Linked DNA regions of Homo sapiens: region 1 is linked to region 2. Evidence: chromatin loops called from intact Hi-C (ENCODE). Cell type or tissue: natural killer cell. All regions are shown on one strand. Links, peaks and the distances in the headings refer to the core of each region. The heading gives the core; the rest is flanking DNA.

Evidence for each region. A loop is a pair of places that touch in the nucleus more often than their neighbours do. Peaks named below come from ENCODE experiments on the same cell type or tissue, not always from the same donor. Only the 100,000 strongest peaks of a DNase experiment are listed, where the experiment ranks them.
Region 1: it touches region 2 in a loop (3-fold over the local background); 3 of 110 quality-filtered maps call a loop at or near these places.

The regions. Positions count from the first base shown.
Region 1 is chr1:228,762,039-228,770,375 of GRCh38, forward strand. No RefSeq gene overlaps it. Among named protein-coding and RNA genes, the nearest start is that of RHOU, 31 kb to the left of the region's middle. In natural killer cell, for the core only: no CTCF peak of the experiment used is centred there; a DNase peak (open chromatin) is centred at 3,733; H3K27ac peaks cover 503 bases.
Region 2 is chr1:228,821,272-228,829,608 of GRCh38, forward strand. No RefSeq gene overlaps it. Among named protein-coding and RNA genes, the nearest start is that of RHOU, 90 kb to the left of the region's middle. In natural killer cell, for the core only: no CTCF peak of the experiment used is centred there; no DNase peak of the experiment used is centred there; H3K27me3 peaks cover 597 bases.

The DNA of each region.
Region 1 (8,337 bases), core at 158-8,157, 59 kb before region 2:
GCTATTACTACACATCCAATATTGAGAACCAGGATATCTATGGTATTGTGATCATTTCCCCTCACTTGAGCCTTGGCATAGGTATCCTAGTGTTGTAGATCTATGCCAAGGCTCAAGTAAGGGGAAATGATCACTTACTTCCCAGGGGCAGTATTTACTTAAACATCCCTCCAAGAAGAGCTAAGTTGTTGAATTTGTACTCAAGACCCAGGGCTGCTCTAGGAAAGGGTGAGAACGTGGCATGGGATGAGCTGAGAGGTGCTGAATCCTGAACTTAAGGGTGATTCCAGAGGTGCCCTCCAATCTAGGGTTGCCATGCAATATTTGGGATATAGGTATACTAAAAAAATTATCAGTTGTCTCTCTGAAATTCAAAGTTTTTTTACTTTGTATTTTATCTTTGTATTACCTGTCTTTATTTATATTTTAAAATTCTGTTTTCTATCTGGCATCCCTATTTTAATCACAATCTCCAAAACTAAAGAACAGAGCCAAAGTGTCAGTTCATGTAAGCTAGACAGAAAGGTAGATTCTAGTAACCAGGCAAGGGGATCAATTAGAGAGAACCAACAATGACAGATTAAAACAAGATATTTTGAGTTGTTGGAAGCAATAGAAGTTATTGACTGACTGAAACATGCAGTGTGCTATATAATAGCGTTTGGTGAAGGCAGGACAGTTAATAGAAATGAGTGTCTAAGAGACAGGTACTGCTATTACTCCTATTTTTGCTGAAGAAATGGAGGCATGCAGAGTATAGGTAACCTACTCCAGGGAGCACAAGCAGTAGAATCAGAACTAGAACTGGAATTGGCCTCCCGTGGCCAAGTCTTGCAAACTTGATACTCTATTTAGGAGGGCTTTGCTCTTTTATTTGCTTACACAAATTTTAGGTGCTTAACAACATCAGAAACTCCCTTCTGAAGACAGTTTTCTGTGTGCAGCTTAAGGACAGGTTGATGGAAAGAAAAATCAGAGTTATCAGATTCTCCTTTAATATTAGCTGATTAATAAAGACATTGTTTAGAAGAGTAAGTTTTAGATAATAGTAATATGTGGTTGTTTTAAAAAGCCACAGTTCATTTGTATTCTGTTGTCAGTTACAATGCCTTCTATTTCAGGAACAACTGACTTCTGATCTGTTCGCGGATTCAGTAAGACCCTTGTTGAGAATGTCATGGGTGTCAAGCCCTGCACTAGACACTAGATACGGTCATGAAAAGATGCAGAGTGCACAGTGCCCGCTCTCTGAGAAACTATGCTTCTCTCGTTGCATTTTGTGCAGACCTGGATTTTCTCTTTGCCCCTCCAGACCCCTACTGACCCTGCTGTGTGGCCTGGAAGACTAACTTCTTCCCCCTTCATCTTTTAGATTTCTGCTTTTCACAAGGTTTGGTCTGCAGCAGGAACTGGGGAGATGGAAAAGGTGGAGAGAGGTTGGGGGTTTCTTGCCTGCTCCTTCCCTAAGAGAAATCTGTTTCTCTTCTAGAGTCTCAGATCCTGCAAGCAGCCCCTCTTCACAGCCAGATCTCTGAGTTCTCATATTTGTCCCCTGCCTGCCACTTCCCAACAGGCTGACGGGTGATAAAGGCCTCCCTTGTTGCTGATTCCTGGGGCTTTACCATAGCTTGTCAGTCTCCTCAATCCTGTGCTGGTTTCTCTAGATAGTCTGTCAATTTAAGTCCGTTCAGTGACCCCTTTGAGTGCGTCATCTCTTTCCAGCTGGGATGCTGACTGATAGAAGCATTGTAATCCCTCCAAAGTTACTGCTTTGCAGATGGTCTATAAATTCTGATGAAAAAAGAAATTCAAACCAAAGACAAAAAACTGAAGCAATGAAATACACTTGGGAGAAAGTAAAACTATAATGACATGCATGCTGACTGTACCCCAAGGAGAAAACAGGCCAGCACTGCCAGTACAGTTGACCCCTAAACAATGTGGGGTTTGGAGACCAACACCCCCACGCAGTGGAAAATCCATGTATGACTGCCCCAAAACTTAACTACTAATAGCCTACTGTTGACCAGAAGCCTTACCAATTAACATATATTTTGTATGTTATATGTATTATATATGGTATTCTTACAATAAAGTAAGCCAGAGAAAAGAAAATATTATTAAGAAAATCAAAAGGAAGAGAAAATATATTTATTATTTATTAAGTGGAAGTGGATCATCATAAAGGTCTTCCTTTTCTTCGCCTTGATGTTGAGTAGGCTGAGGAGGAGGAGGAAGAAGAGGGATTGGTCTTGATGTCTCAGGGGTGGCAGAAGCAGAAGAGGTGATGGAGGTGGAAGGGGAGGCAGGAGAGGCCAGTGCAGTCTGTGTAATTCGTATAGAAAAAAATCTGTGTGTAAGTGGACCTATGCAGTTCAAACCCCTGTTGTTCAAAGATCAGCTGTATAGCGTATTCCCATTCCGCCTACCAGAGTCCATCCCAAAAGAACTTCTTGTGTATGAATTATCAATGCATCATGTACTTGTGTAACCATGCAAACAGCATCCACTGCTAAACTACACAGTACACATTTCTATACATATATTTTATATAAACATATACTCTATATACATTTCACATAATTAAGAGTTAGAAGAATTGATTAGGTTTAGTAAAGAGGAAAGGCACCACCCAGGGCAAATGACTGCTGCATTTGGTCAGAGATTTCTCAGAGGACCAAACACACTTCGAGCTGTCGAAAGAGATATAAAGAATAAAGAAGGATGTTATGGGAAGAAGCTTTTGTTTCTGTGTAAGGAAAAACTTTATAACAGTGTGAGGTCCCAAAATAATTTTGTGGATTAACTATATGTTGTTTGCTCATAAGAATCACTTGACTTTGGCTTTTGGTTATATAACCTATTTGGTTCTTTAAAGAAAATTTTATGAGCTTAATTATGTGGCAAAAACAGCTTAAAAAAAAAGATTTTCTGGGCAATCCCTAATAGCCCTCTTAATATAAGGCATGCCCGTTTTAGCCCCCTCATCTGCTGAAGGCTGGATTTAAAGGAGCCTTTTCTTTCTATCTCTCTCTCTCTCTTTTTTTTTTTTTTGAAACACTATCTTGCTTAGTCAACCAGGCTGGAGTGCAGTGGCACCATCATAGTTCAGTGCAGCCTTGACTTCTCGGGCTCAAGTGATCCTCCCACCTCAGTCTCCAGAGTAGCTGCCACTACAGGAGCCACCATGACCTGCTAATTTTTTGATTTTTTTGTAGAGACAGTATCCTGCTGTGTTGCCTAGGCTGGTCTCTAACTCCTGAGCTCATGATCTTCCTGCCTTAGCCTCCCAAAGTGCTGGGATTACAGATGTGAGCCACTACACCCAGCCTTATAGAGCCTTAATGGAAAATGACATCTTGCCAGAAAAATGTAGGCATTAGTAGTCTTTTGCAACTGATAAGTGTGTCCTATTAAACAAAAACATAGTTCATAATGTATTAATATATAAGTAAATCTGCCAGAACACCGGCTCATAGTGCTATGTAAGTGCCTACTAGTATTTTTATTGTTGTTGTTACTTTGCTTTGACAACATCTCATCACATTACAGTTTTAGTTCCAGTGGGTCCTGTGTCACTCTTCCAGAGTGCAAGGTGCTCCGCCTGGGGCCTCTTCACTTTCAGGGACAGTTTGTCTCAACTCTCACCACCCCCACCCCATGGGAAGTCACACCTGGTCTCTACTTCTACAGAGAGGAGCAGAGTCTTCAGGGCGTGGCTGGCCCAGCTTCCTGGTTTCTGCCCCTCAGTGAGGCCTTGTTTCCTCTCCTGCAGCGCCCAGCTTGGGTTCCACCTCGAAGGCTACAGCAAGGCACCGACAGCCACAAGCGGTCACACGCAGACCTTCTACAGAACCTCACTCCAAGACAGGAGATAGAGATGAGGCTGGGGGAAAATTACCATTAGTCTCCAAAGTAAAAGGAAAGTGGGACTTTCTGTCTGCCAATTATGGTAGATCATTCACGTGACCCAACAGCCAGTTACAAATACTGTCACCAGTAACCTTAAACTAGAACGGACCATTAACACTACTCATTAGTTGTTTAAACTTTATGTAATAATTAAGTTGAATGCTTCTAATTTTGCAGTTTTTATTTTCTCAAAATATTTTCAAGTCTTTGTAAGATTCTCCTTGCTTATCACCTTCACATAGTATGAGGCTTATTTTTATTTTTGGTTCACATCAAAATGCAACTAATATTAATTTGTTATTGCAGTTATAATTTTTATATACACAACTTATTGCAGTGGGAAAGACCTGAGAGATTCCTAAATAGAAGGAAACTCAGAAGTCATTTTCCCAAAAAAATTGTAGAAACATTGCCTTTTCAAAGATATTAATTTATATTTTTATCAGTTTAAAAAGCAAATTACGGGTGGTTCATGCCTGTAATCTTAGCATTTTGGGAGGCTGAGGCAGGAGGATCAGTTGAGCCCAGGAGTTCAAGTCCAGCCTGGGGAACATAGCAAGACCCTGTTTCTATAAAAAATTAAAAAAAAAAAAAAACTATCTGGGCATGGTGGCACACACCTGTAGTCCCAGCTATTTTGGGAGACTGAGGCAGAAGGATCACTTGAGTCCAGGAGGTCAAGGCTGCAGTGAGCCATGCACTCTAGCCTGGGCAACAGAGTGAGACTCTGTTTCTAAAAAAAAGAAAAAGAATTGCAAAATGCCATCTAACTGATCACTTTCGAGCTGCTGACTTTAACAAAGAAACTTGTCCCTTGTTTAAGTCTGATGAAAAAGTTAATCCATCAGCAAAAAACCCTTCAGGAGTAAAAATATAATATCAATTTATTTGGGTTCAATTCAACCAATATTTGTTTATCATTTATTATGTACCAGGTACATTTCAAGGCACTGTAAATTTGGAGATGACTAAGGTGGCCCTGACCTCAGAAGCTCACAATTTCTCCCTGTGACAGGAAGCTAGACGAGGCACTCTAGTACAATGCTTGGATCTGCACTGGAACCTGGGGCATGGGGCCCTGAGAGAGTGCCACAGAGGCTGTTGGCTTCTTCTGAAGGGAGCTTGGGCTTATTCGGTCCCATGTCTGTCCCCTGTGAGAGACTAGATACTGCTTGAGGACGAGGGCCAAGTCTTTACTGCTCTTTATTCCTGCTGAAAGTTCAGGGATCAATTTATCTTTTTTATATAAAAGAAAGAGAAAAAGGGGGAGAGAGAGAGAAGGAGAAAGAGAAGAAGGATAAGGAGGAGAAGGAGAAAAGGAAGGAAGGAAGATGTTTTGGGCTGAATTGTGCACCCTCAAAATTCATACATTGAAGTCCTAACCACCAGTACCTCAGAGTATGACTCTATTTGGAAACAGGATTTTTAAAGAGGTAATTAAGGTAAAATGAGGTCATATGGGTAGCTCCTGATCTAGTAGGACTGGTAAGAAGGGGAGATTAGGACACAGACACACATGGAGGGAAGACCATGTAAGGACACAGGAGAAGGTGACCATCTGCAAACCAAGGAGGGAGGTCTCAGAAAAAAACCAAACCTGCCAACGCCTTGATCTCACACTTCTAGCCTCGAGGACTGTGAGGAATACATTTTTGTTGTTTAAGCCACCAAGTCAGTGGTGTTTATTATGGCAGCCCTGTCAAACTAATACAGAAAGAAGGAACATAAGAGGTCTTTCTTGAGTCAAACATTAAAGAATGAATGTGATTTTTTCTAAATTGAAAAAGGAAGAAGGAATGATTAATTTTGCCTGGAATAGGACAAGTCAGTAAAGATTTCATAGAGGAGATGACATTTGAGCCGGATCTTGAAGAGGTGCCAGAACTTGCCACTTGGAGAAGGAGACAAGAGGTTAAGGCAGAACAGGAAGAGTAACTCTATTACAAAGAATCGCAAGTACGTGGAAAACAGATCTAACAGGGATATCTGACGTGTGGAATTGAGGTGAAAGACTCATGGGAAATAAGACTGGACAGATAGATGAGGAAGGACCAGACTATGGAAGACCAGTGGTAGAACAAGAAGGTAGTTTACATAGAAAAAAGAACTGATCTGGTCTTCAGTTTAGAAACAGATACCTGGAGGAGAAGAGAAGGGTGAAGAGAGAGCAGGAGATTAGTCAGGATCTGTCACCGTGGTGTAGACAGAAGGGGAGGAGGCTCTGAGCTCGAGAGAGGGGGGCATGGGAATGAAAAGGTGAGTGCCAATGTCACATTGTGGGTGGAATCTCTAGAAATGATTGACCACAGCAGAAGCTGTGCTCAACAATCACACTAAGATTTTAAGCCAGGAAAGGGAAGATAACTGCACCAGGGGCAGAAATACAAAGTCAGGAGGAGGCACTGGCTATGATTGAGGGGAGATGATTTTATTTTAGATTTGAAGTGTGATAAAACTAATGTGTGTTGCAGTGATTAGGAGAGATCTGGAAGGAGAAGCTGCACTCTGGAAGAGGGTTTAGTGCCATCTGGACCCCAGTCTGTGGAGGCCACGTCATATCAGAGCAGACCTCCCACGTATGGCTGTGTTCCAGCGTTAGTCGTAAACCATTAATAGACACACTGTCCCTTTCATGGCCCCCACCCTCCTGACTACTGCCCTTGAGAATATAACCTTGCTTTACCCTTCCTTGGAGAAGGTAAGTTATGGTGCCATAAAAAATATCCCAAAGTCTCAATGGCTCAAACAGTAAAGATTTATTTCTTGTTCACATTATACATCACGGTGTCATTGTCCTCCCTCTGGATCCAGGCCACGGAGCTGCTGTTCATAGTCATCATGGCATCAGGAAGAGAGAGCTTGGCAAAGCCTTCGTGTGCACTTAAAACTTTCATCCCAGAGAGGCCCAAGCGCCGAGAGACACACCTCCTGTGTGGAAGGATTCCAGATGACAGATACAAAGGCAGCATGGGTTAACTGTCCAGCCCTCAGAATGCGCTGTGCCCTACTGTACTCCCCTCATAAAGCGGGGGGCCTTCGCAATGGGGAAGCCAGGCAAACACCACGTCGGCCCAGTGACCAAGGTCTACACGCATCTGTGATGAGACATATTGGTAGCAGGATCTTAATGGGATGTGATGAGAAGGGCGTCTCTCCTCTGTGGTCTTCCCACCCCAACCCCATACCCTCAGTCTGATAATCATGGTGAAAACATCAGACAAACGCAAATTGAAGTATATTCTACAAAATACCTGCCCTGGATTCCTCAAAACTGTCAAAGTCATCGAAAATGAGGAAAGTCTGAGAAACTGCCACAGCCCAGAGGAGGCTAAAAAAAAAGATGACAAACAAATGCAATGTGATGTCCTGGATGGGACCCCGGACAGAAAACGGACCTTAGGGGAAACCTAGTGAAATCTGAGTAACATGTGCACTTTAGTTAATGCACCAAAGTTGGTTCCTTAACTATGACAAAGGTAGCCAGAAAATGTAAGGTGTTACTAGTAGGAGAAACTGGGGGAGGGGCATGTGGAAACTCCATATGCTATCCTCGCAACTTTTCTTCAAATCAAAGTATTCTTAAGAAAAGTGTTTATATAAATTAAACAAAAAAGAGGTGCATGCCATTTCCACTCACAGAATTAACCCAAGAACTCGGAGCTCCTTGCTCACACCAGATTCTTCCTCTCAAATACTGTCACTCAATATCATGAGATTATGAAAATAAAGGAAGTCTATACCTTGTGGCCAGGAGTGACCAAATACTAAATAAATTTTTCAACTGTAGTTAGACGGAGAAAGGAAATCAAGTGAAATGGTATGCACCAATATTCTGTAAAACAAAGCAAAACAGCAAAGAGAAATAATATTTATTCAGGATTACCACTTCCAATTTCATTGACCTGTGGCCACACCTAACCCATGTGGCAGACGGTGGCAGTGTGCAGTCCCACCGTGTGTCTAGGGGATTTGTGGCTGTGCCTTCTTCCACCCTTTGGACCTGAAGCTTAGTGCCACTTCTCAGACTCCTGTGCCCTCGTGTGACTCGTTGGCTAGGATTTCGATTTTTTTCTTTACTCATCCTGGGTGACTGTCTCCCTTGGTCCAGTCTGATCCCTGGAACACCCTAAAACACAAAGTCCTTTTTTGTGTATCATGCTTCTACACTGCCTGCCTGGCCCCAGGAGCGCCGTGGACAGAGAGAATAACATCTGCGTTACAAAAGGTTATCAGAACGCAGTAGAATTGAGGCTAGTGAGGAGGGTGGAATGGAACAGACCTAGAACCATGCATGATCTGCAGGGGACACAGCAAGGGGCCTGGCTGGCTAGGCTAAAGGGTTTATGTGAGGGTGTACTAAGGAAACTGGAGGGAGATGTGGTGTTGGGTTGCGAAGGGTCCTGTGTGCTTGGCAGAGAAGCTTGC
Region 2 (8,337 bases), core at 156-8,155:
ATATGGTCACTAACTAGGATGCTCAATCAAGCTTTAGTGTCCAGAGTTTTTAATTGGAGTTTCATTATGTCAGCATGATTGATGGAATTATTTGCCACACGATTGAACTCAAACTCCAGCTTCTCTGTCCTCCTTGAACATTGGGAGGTTGGGATGATGTCACATGGCTCAAAGTTCCAAACCTCTAAACACATGTTTGTCTTTCTGGCATGGCCAGCCCCCAACCTGAAACTTTCTAGTGAGCATTTTTTTTAATGCTCACCCTGAGTTACCTCATTTGGATAAACTCAGGTATGGTCCCGCAATGAATAACAAAGGCATTCTTATCATCAGGGAAATTTCTGGTGATAAGAAGGGTGTAGAAGATCCCTCCCAGGAACCAAGGACAAAGACCAGACAAATTATTTATGATACATTCTGGTATTTTCTTTTTTGCCAGATACTATGGTTATGTTAATATTGATTGATTTTCAATTACTGAAATATCTTTGCATTCCTAGAATAAAGCCTACTTGGTCATGGTGTATAGATTAAAAAATACATATTACTGAATTCTATTTGCTAATATTTTGTTAAGGATTTTTGCTTCTATATTCATGAGAGATATTGTGTATATAATTTTCTTTTTTCAAAACTAGGATATTGATTTTATAAAATTAATTAGGAAGTGTTCTCTCCTTTTCTATTTTCTGGAAAAATTGTGTAGAATTGGTGTTAATTTTCTATAATGTGTTTAATAGAACCTCTAGTGAAATAATCTGTGCCTGGAGATTTCTTCTTTGGAAGGTTTTAAATTATGAATTCAATTTTCATAATAGGTATAGATAATTCAAATTATCAATTTCATATTGAATAAGTTGTGGTAGTTTGTATTTTTTGAAGAATTGGTCAATTTCACTCAGTTGTCAAATTTATGTATGTAGAGTTAGTTGTTCATAGTATTTATTATCCTCTTGATGTCTGTAGGGTTTGCAGTGAAATCCCGTTTCATTCCTGATATCGGCAATTTGTGTCATCTCTCTTCTTTCTTTGTCAATCTTGGTAGAGTTCTGCCAATTTTGTTGATCTTTTTTAAAAAAAGAACCATCTGTTTCATTTATTTTCCCATCATTGTTCGGTTTTTAATTTCTGTTCTTATCTCTATTATTTCTCATCTCCTACTGGCTTTGGGTTTATTTTGCTATTCTCTTTCTAGGTTTTTCAGATGGGAGCTTAGATTATTGATTTGAGACAGACTTTCTTTTCTAAAGTATACATTTAATGCCATAAATTTCCCCCTCAGTGCAGCTGTAGCTGTGTCTCACAACTTCTGGTGTATGGTATTTTAATTTTTATTCAGTTCAATGCATTTTAAACAATTTTCCTGGAAACCTCCTTTTTGAACTATGGATTGCTCAAAAGTATGTTGTTTCATTTCCAAGTGCTTGGAGATTTTCCTGTTATCTCTCCATTATTGATTTTTAGTTTGATTCCATTGTGGTAGGAAGACATGCTCTATATTATTTTAATTCTTTTAAATTCGTTGAAACTTGTTTTATGGCTCAGGATACAGTCCATTTTGGTATATGTTTCATGGGCATTTGAGAAGAATGTATAATCTGAAGCAGTTGGGTAGTGTATTAGTCAGAGTTCCCCAGAGGGACAGAACCAATAGGATATATATGAAAGGGAGTTTATTAGGGGAATTTGGCTCACATGATAAGAAAGACGAAGTCCCAGGATAGGCCATCTTCAAGCTGGAGGAGTAGAGAAGCTGGTAAGTATGGCACCCTGGAAAGACAGCTAGTGTGGTTCAGTCCAAGTCCAAAAGCCTCAGAACCAGGGAAACCAACAGTTGCAGCTCCAGTCTGAGGCCAAAGGCCTGAGAGCCCCTGGGAGACTACTGGGAAGCTGCTGGTTCAGGCCCCAGAGTCCAAAAACCAAAGATCCTGGAGTCTGATGTCCCAGGACTACAGGAGAAAAAAGAATCCTTCTCTGGAAGGGAGAGAGAGAAGAAGCAAGAGCAAGCTGAATATCTCCCTCCTTCTGCCTGGCATTTTTCTGGCTGCACCCGCAGTGGATTAGATGGTGTTTATCCACATAGAGGACGGGTTTTCCTCTCTCAGTCCACTGACTCACATGTCAGTCTCCTCTGGAAACACCCTCACAGTTACACCCAGAAACAAGGCTTCACTAGCCCTATAGGTATCCCTCAGTTCGGTCAAGGTGACAGCTAGTATTAATCATCACAGATGGAGTGTTCTAGAAATGTCAGTTAGATCCTATTGATTGATGGTATGGTTGAGTTCTATATACTTGCTAATTTTCTGTCAAATTGTCCTATTAATTGTTGAAAGAGGGGTGTTGAAGTCTTTAATTATAATTGTAGATTTGTCTTTTTCTCTTTTCAGTTCTATCATATTTTACAGCTTCATTGTTTGGTGCATTTACATTTAGGGTTGCCATATCCTCTTGGTGAACTGACCTTTTTATCATCATAGAATGTCCCTCTCTGTCTCTGGTAATTATCTTTGCTCTGTAGTCTGTTTTATCTGATATTAATGTTGTCAGTCCTGCTTTTTGTTTTTTGGGGTCAATGTTTGTGTAGTATATCTTTTTCTATTATTTTACTTTCAACCTGCTTATATTATTGTATTAGAAGTGAATGTCTTTAGGCAAGCTGTATTTAGGTCATGGTTTCTAATTTGCCAATCTCTGTCTTATAATTGGTGTATTTAGATCATTTGTGTTTAAAGTAATTATTGATATGTTAGGACTTAAGTCTGTTGTTTTATGTTTTTGTTTTCTGTTTGTTCTCTCTGCTTTTCTTTTCCCTGTTTGCTCTTTCCTGCCTTATTGTGGGTAACAAACATTTTTAAAAATTTTATTTTGGTTTATCTATCGTGTTTTTGAATATATTTCTTTGTATAGTTTTTAATGGTTGCTCTAAGTATTACATTTTCTATATATGACTTATTGTAGTCTATATATAGTCTTACAGTCATATTTTGCCAATTTGTGTGAAGCAAAAAAAATCTTACCTGCCTTTACATCCCTTGCATCTGCCATTTAGAACATACTTGTCTCAAGTATTCCTCTATATACATTAAGAGTCACACCAAACAATGTTATAGTTTTAGTTTCAACGTCAAACATTATTTAGAAATCTCAAGAGGAGAAGAAAGTTTATTGTATTTACCCATTTTTTTTTTTTGCTTACTGTCTTCTTTCATCCTTCCTGATGTTTCAAACTTGCTTCTTTTATTGTTTTCTTTCTACGTAGAGAACAACCTTTGGCCACTCTTTTAGGGTAGGTCTGCTGGTGACAAATCCTCTTAGTTTCCCTTCATCTGACAATGTCTTCATTTCCCCTTAATCCTGAAGACTTGTTTGTTTGCTCGCTTGTTTTTATGGGTATAAGATTCTGATTTGGCCAGGCGCAGTGGCTCATACCTGTAATCCCAGCACTTTGGGAGGCCGAGGTGGGTGGATCGCCTGAGGTCAGGAGTTCGAGACCAACCTGGCCGACAAGGTGAAACCCCATCTCTACTAAAAATAAAAAAAATTAGCTGGGCACCTGTAATCCCAGCTACTTGGGAAGCTGAGACAGGAGAATCACCTGAACCCAGGAGGCGGAGGTTGCAGTGAGCTGAGACCACGCCATTGCACTCCAGCCTGGGTAACAGAACAAGACTCTGTCTCAAAAAAAAAAAAAAGAAAAAAAAAAAGATTCTGATTTGACAGTTCTTTTCTTTCAGCATTTGAAAAATATCGTGCCACTTCTTTTTGGCCTCCTTGTTTTCTGATTATAAATTTGTTGTCATTTGTTTTATAATCTTTGTTTTTTAATCTTTTGTTTTCAAAATATTTAGTTTTCAGAAGTTTAATTATGATGTGTTTTGGTGTGGATTTCATTATTTTTATCTCATTTGGAGTTTAATCAGCTTCTTGAGTCTGTGTATTTATGTCTCTTGCCAAATTTGGGAATTTTCAGCCATTATTTTTCTGAGTATGTTTTCAGTCCTGCCCTCTTTCTCTTTTCTTTCCAGAACTCTGATGACATAAATCTTAGATATTTTGTTATAATCCCACAAGTCTCTGATCCTCTATTCATTTTTTCTCAGTCAGTTTTCTCTCTTGTAAAGATTAGGAGCTTTGTATTGTTCTAACATCCAGGTCACTGATTCTTTCTCTGCTCTTTCCATTATTCTTTGAACCCATTCACTGAGCTTTTCATTTCAGTTATTGTGTTTTTCAGTTTTAAATTTTCCGATTATATCCTCTATGGCTGAGGCTTCCTATTTTTTATTTGTTTCAAGTATGTTCATAATTGCTTGCTGAAGCTCTTAGAAGTTTTTAAATTATGATAAAATACATTCTAACCATTTTAGAAGTGTGTTGTGTAGTTTCCAAGTACACTTTTTAAAGTGTACAGTTAGTGGCATTAAATACATTCTCACTTTCATGTACTATTGAAGCACTTTTATGATGACTACTTTAACATCTTTGTTGGGGAATTCTAACACATCTGTCATCCCAGTGTTGACATCTACTGATTGTCTTTTTTTATTCAGTTTGAGATCTTCCTGGCTCTTAGTATGACAGGTGATTTTCAATGAGAATCTATATAGCTTCATCTGATGTTATGATACTCTGGATCTCATCTAAACCTCCTACATTACCTGGATTTCTCTGACACTCAATTCTGCCTCAGTATTGCCCGCTGGAGTAGAGAAGTTCAGGTTCCCATTTGGCCTCTGTTGACACCCAAGAGGAGGTGTTTCAAGACTGCCATGTAGGGTGAACATCTAGTCTCCCCATGTGGTTACCACTGATGCTGTGGGAGAAGAAGGGATTTCACACCAGCCAGTGGGGATTCAAGTCTTAGCTCCTTACTTGGCCTTCTCTGGTACTACCCCTGTGGGAGTTTTGGGGCACCTTGTGATAGCCTGGCCAGGGTGAAGTCTAGACTCCCCACTCGGTCTTTGGTGGTGTGAGTGAGGGAGGGTAAGACCATGGATGTTTTTTCTATAGTGTTTGGCTGAGGTTGAGTGATTATTAACTAAGTGTTTCCTGTCTTGCGAGGCTGCCGTTTCCTGGCTCTTTGGCTAGAGAGAACAGGCTTTTGTTGGAACTTCTTTTTGTCCGTGTTCATTGGCATTTCTGGATTTCTGGCTTCTTCAGCACCAATTATGGAATACATGAGGCAAACAAACTAATTAACAGAAAACTAAAACAATCAAAACAAACCTAGGGATTTTATCACCATGTTATTTGTTAGGTCCTAAGGTCCCTAACTCATCTGCCTTCCTCTCTCCACCTTTTGAAGTCTTCTTAGGTTTGTCTTATTTGTGTTTACTGTCTTGGGCTTTTAGTTGTACTTAGCAGAAAGAATAAGAATGATGGAGGTCTACTTCATCTTTCTGAGATGTCTGCTTACTTTTAACTTTCTGCTCTGCCTAGCTTCAGATTTTGAGGAATTTTTTTAGAGGAAGCCAGGCAGTGGGATAAGCCCACTTCTCTGCCCTTTCATTCTCATCCAAATAATTGGTCCTTCAAGTGTAAATGAAAAATTCCCAAAACTCTGCCGACCCTCTGTCCCCTGAAGCAGCCTTTGCCTATGCAGAGCCCAGATTCTCAGTTCATAACTGGTTCCCAGAATCAGCAAATGCCACAAGGGTTAATGTAGCTGCACAAAGTCAGCTCACTTCTACATGGGTCCTCCCTCCTTAGAATCTCGGACCCTCTAGTCCCCTTCACTTCAGTGACTCTTTGATGCATGGAAAATAATTTTTAAAATATTTTATCCAGCTTTCTAAGTTACTTTTGGCAAGAGCATTAATCAGCCCCAAGATACTCATCCTTACTGAAACTGGAAGTCTGCTTCTCAGAATTCATGTGACAGTATTGTACGTGAGTGGCTTTATGTCACAAGACCCCTTTCCATTGGCTAACGTATTCCAAGTAGCAAAGGGATAGTGTTACAGGGTGTGGTTAAAAGTGTGGGCTCCGAAATCAAAGGGACTTGGTTTTGAATGCTGGCTCTGCTACCTACCAGCTGTGGGTCATTTTTTAGACTTCCTAAGCCTTGGTTTTCTCATCTTTTAAAGTGGGGATGTTAAAATACTCATCTGAAAGGGTTGCTGTAAGAATAAAATGAGATAATTCAGGTAAAGGACTTTTTTTTTTTTGAGATAGAGTCTTGCCCTGTCGCCAGGGTGGGGTGCAGTGGCACGATCTCGGCTCACTGCAACCTCTGCCTCCTGGGTTCGAGCAGTTCTCCTGCCTCAGCCTCCCAAGTAGCTGGGACTACAGGCTCACACTGCCATGCCCAGCTAATTTTTTGTATTTTAATAGAGACGGGCTTTCACCGTGTTCTCCAGGCTGTTCTCAAACTCCTGAACTCAGGCAGTCCGCCCGCCTCAGCCTCCCAAAGTGCTAGGATTACAGGCGTGAGCCACCGTGCCCTGCAAGGGACTTATTTTGATAACTCATACATAGTACGTGAAGACAAGGTGTTAGCTATTGTTTAATATTAATGTTCTAAATAATTGACTTATATCCAGTCAACATGATTTTATTTAACCCACAAATACATGAGTTGATTAACTGTTTATTTACTAGTGACTCATATTTGTGATTTTATTTCAACAACAAAAAATGTAGATATCAAGCCCCCCTCTCTTCTTATCCTAGAACTGGGAGATAGTCTGCTTTACAGTCAGCATAAACAGATACAGAAGTTGATAATTTGAAGTAGAAAAAATATTACTTGCTATTATATGAAACAAATATATACTATGTGGAAAGGTTTAGGTACTTCAAAAGAAATTAAGTAGAACTGAGAAGAGAGAAGGAACTCTGGATTAGAGTAAATCCGTGAAGCTGCTGGTGGGATTGCAGTGGAGAACTATTTGGGAGAAGAAGGGAATGTGTATCTTATCTGGAAGTTCTTTTAGTTCTCTGGATTGTATTTGGGACATATATAGCTCTGTTCATAGAAAAAAAAGATGAATGAGAAAGGGGTAGGTTACTGATTGGGAAAGAAATGCAATGTTAACCAAAAAAAAAAACCAGAGTCTCTCAGTTTCTGTTTTGCTTCTTTCTCCCCTATCAATGAGCATGATTTTGAAAATGGGGAAGAATAGAATGATGATTAAGAGTAAATGAAATCCCAGAATAGGCAATACTCCACAAAGGGGACATTAACTTAGGTATCTGGGTCTAGGATTAACCAAATGAACTGCAAGAACTTGTACTTTCAAACTCAATATTTGGAAACTTAAAGATAAAAAAAAAAAAAGAAAGAAAAAAAGGCTACGAGGAAGCAGGAGAGTATAATGGTTAGGAGATTGGTCTTGGTGTTAGACCGGCCTGGGTTCTAGTCCCAGCTCTGCCACTTATTAGCTACATCACAGTGGAAGAGGAAACTGGCTGGGTGTGGTGGCTCATGCCTGTAATCCCAGCACTTTGGGAGGCCAAGGCAGGCAAATCACTTGAGGTCGGGACTTTGAGACCAGCCTGACCAACATGGCAAAACCCCTTCTACACAAAAAATAAAAAATAAAAATACAAAAAATTAGCTGGGCATGGTCATGTGCACCTGTAATCCTAGCTGTTTCAGGAGTTTGAGGCACGAAAATTCCTTGAGCCTGAGAGGAAGAAGTTGTAGTGAGCTGAGATCGGGCCACAGTACTCCAGCCTGGGCAACAGAGAGAGACACCAACTCAAAGAAAAAAAAAAAAAAGGAAAAAGAAGAAAGACGAAAATCTCTCCTAGCTTTATGACTTCTCCATTTCTAAAATGGAGAAAATCTATGAATCTATAACAATCATATACTAATCACTGAGAGAAGGAGAGAGAAGAAAGTCCTCCATTCACACTATTTGTTGCAGCAAATAATCAATTTCTTATCTGAAGGTCGTGTAAGAATAATAATCGTTAATCTTGCCCTTCCAATGGGAAATATACTTTATGGTAGCCAAATAACTTCAGTTGATAAAGGAAAGCTCTGCTTGACAGAAGAATGCAGGTAATAAATGCAGAAGGAATGATAGAATTAGGAAGGTCATGGACTTGAATTTTCTCATTGTTAATTAGAAATTAAAATTCCTATTTGTTATCAAATAGTATTTAAAAAGGAAAAGTCAGAACAGGTGTCTTAATTCGTTTGTATTGCTATAAAGGAATACCTGAGCCAGGATAATGTGTGTGTGTGTGTATATATATATATATATATATATATATATATATATATATATATATGTAAAGAGGTTTATTTGGCCCTCAGTTCTGCAGACTGTACTAGAAGCATGACAGGAGCATCTGCTTCTGGTGAGGACTCAGGGAGCTTCCACT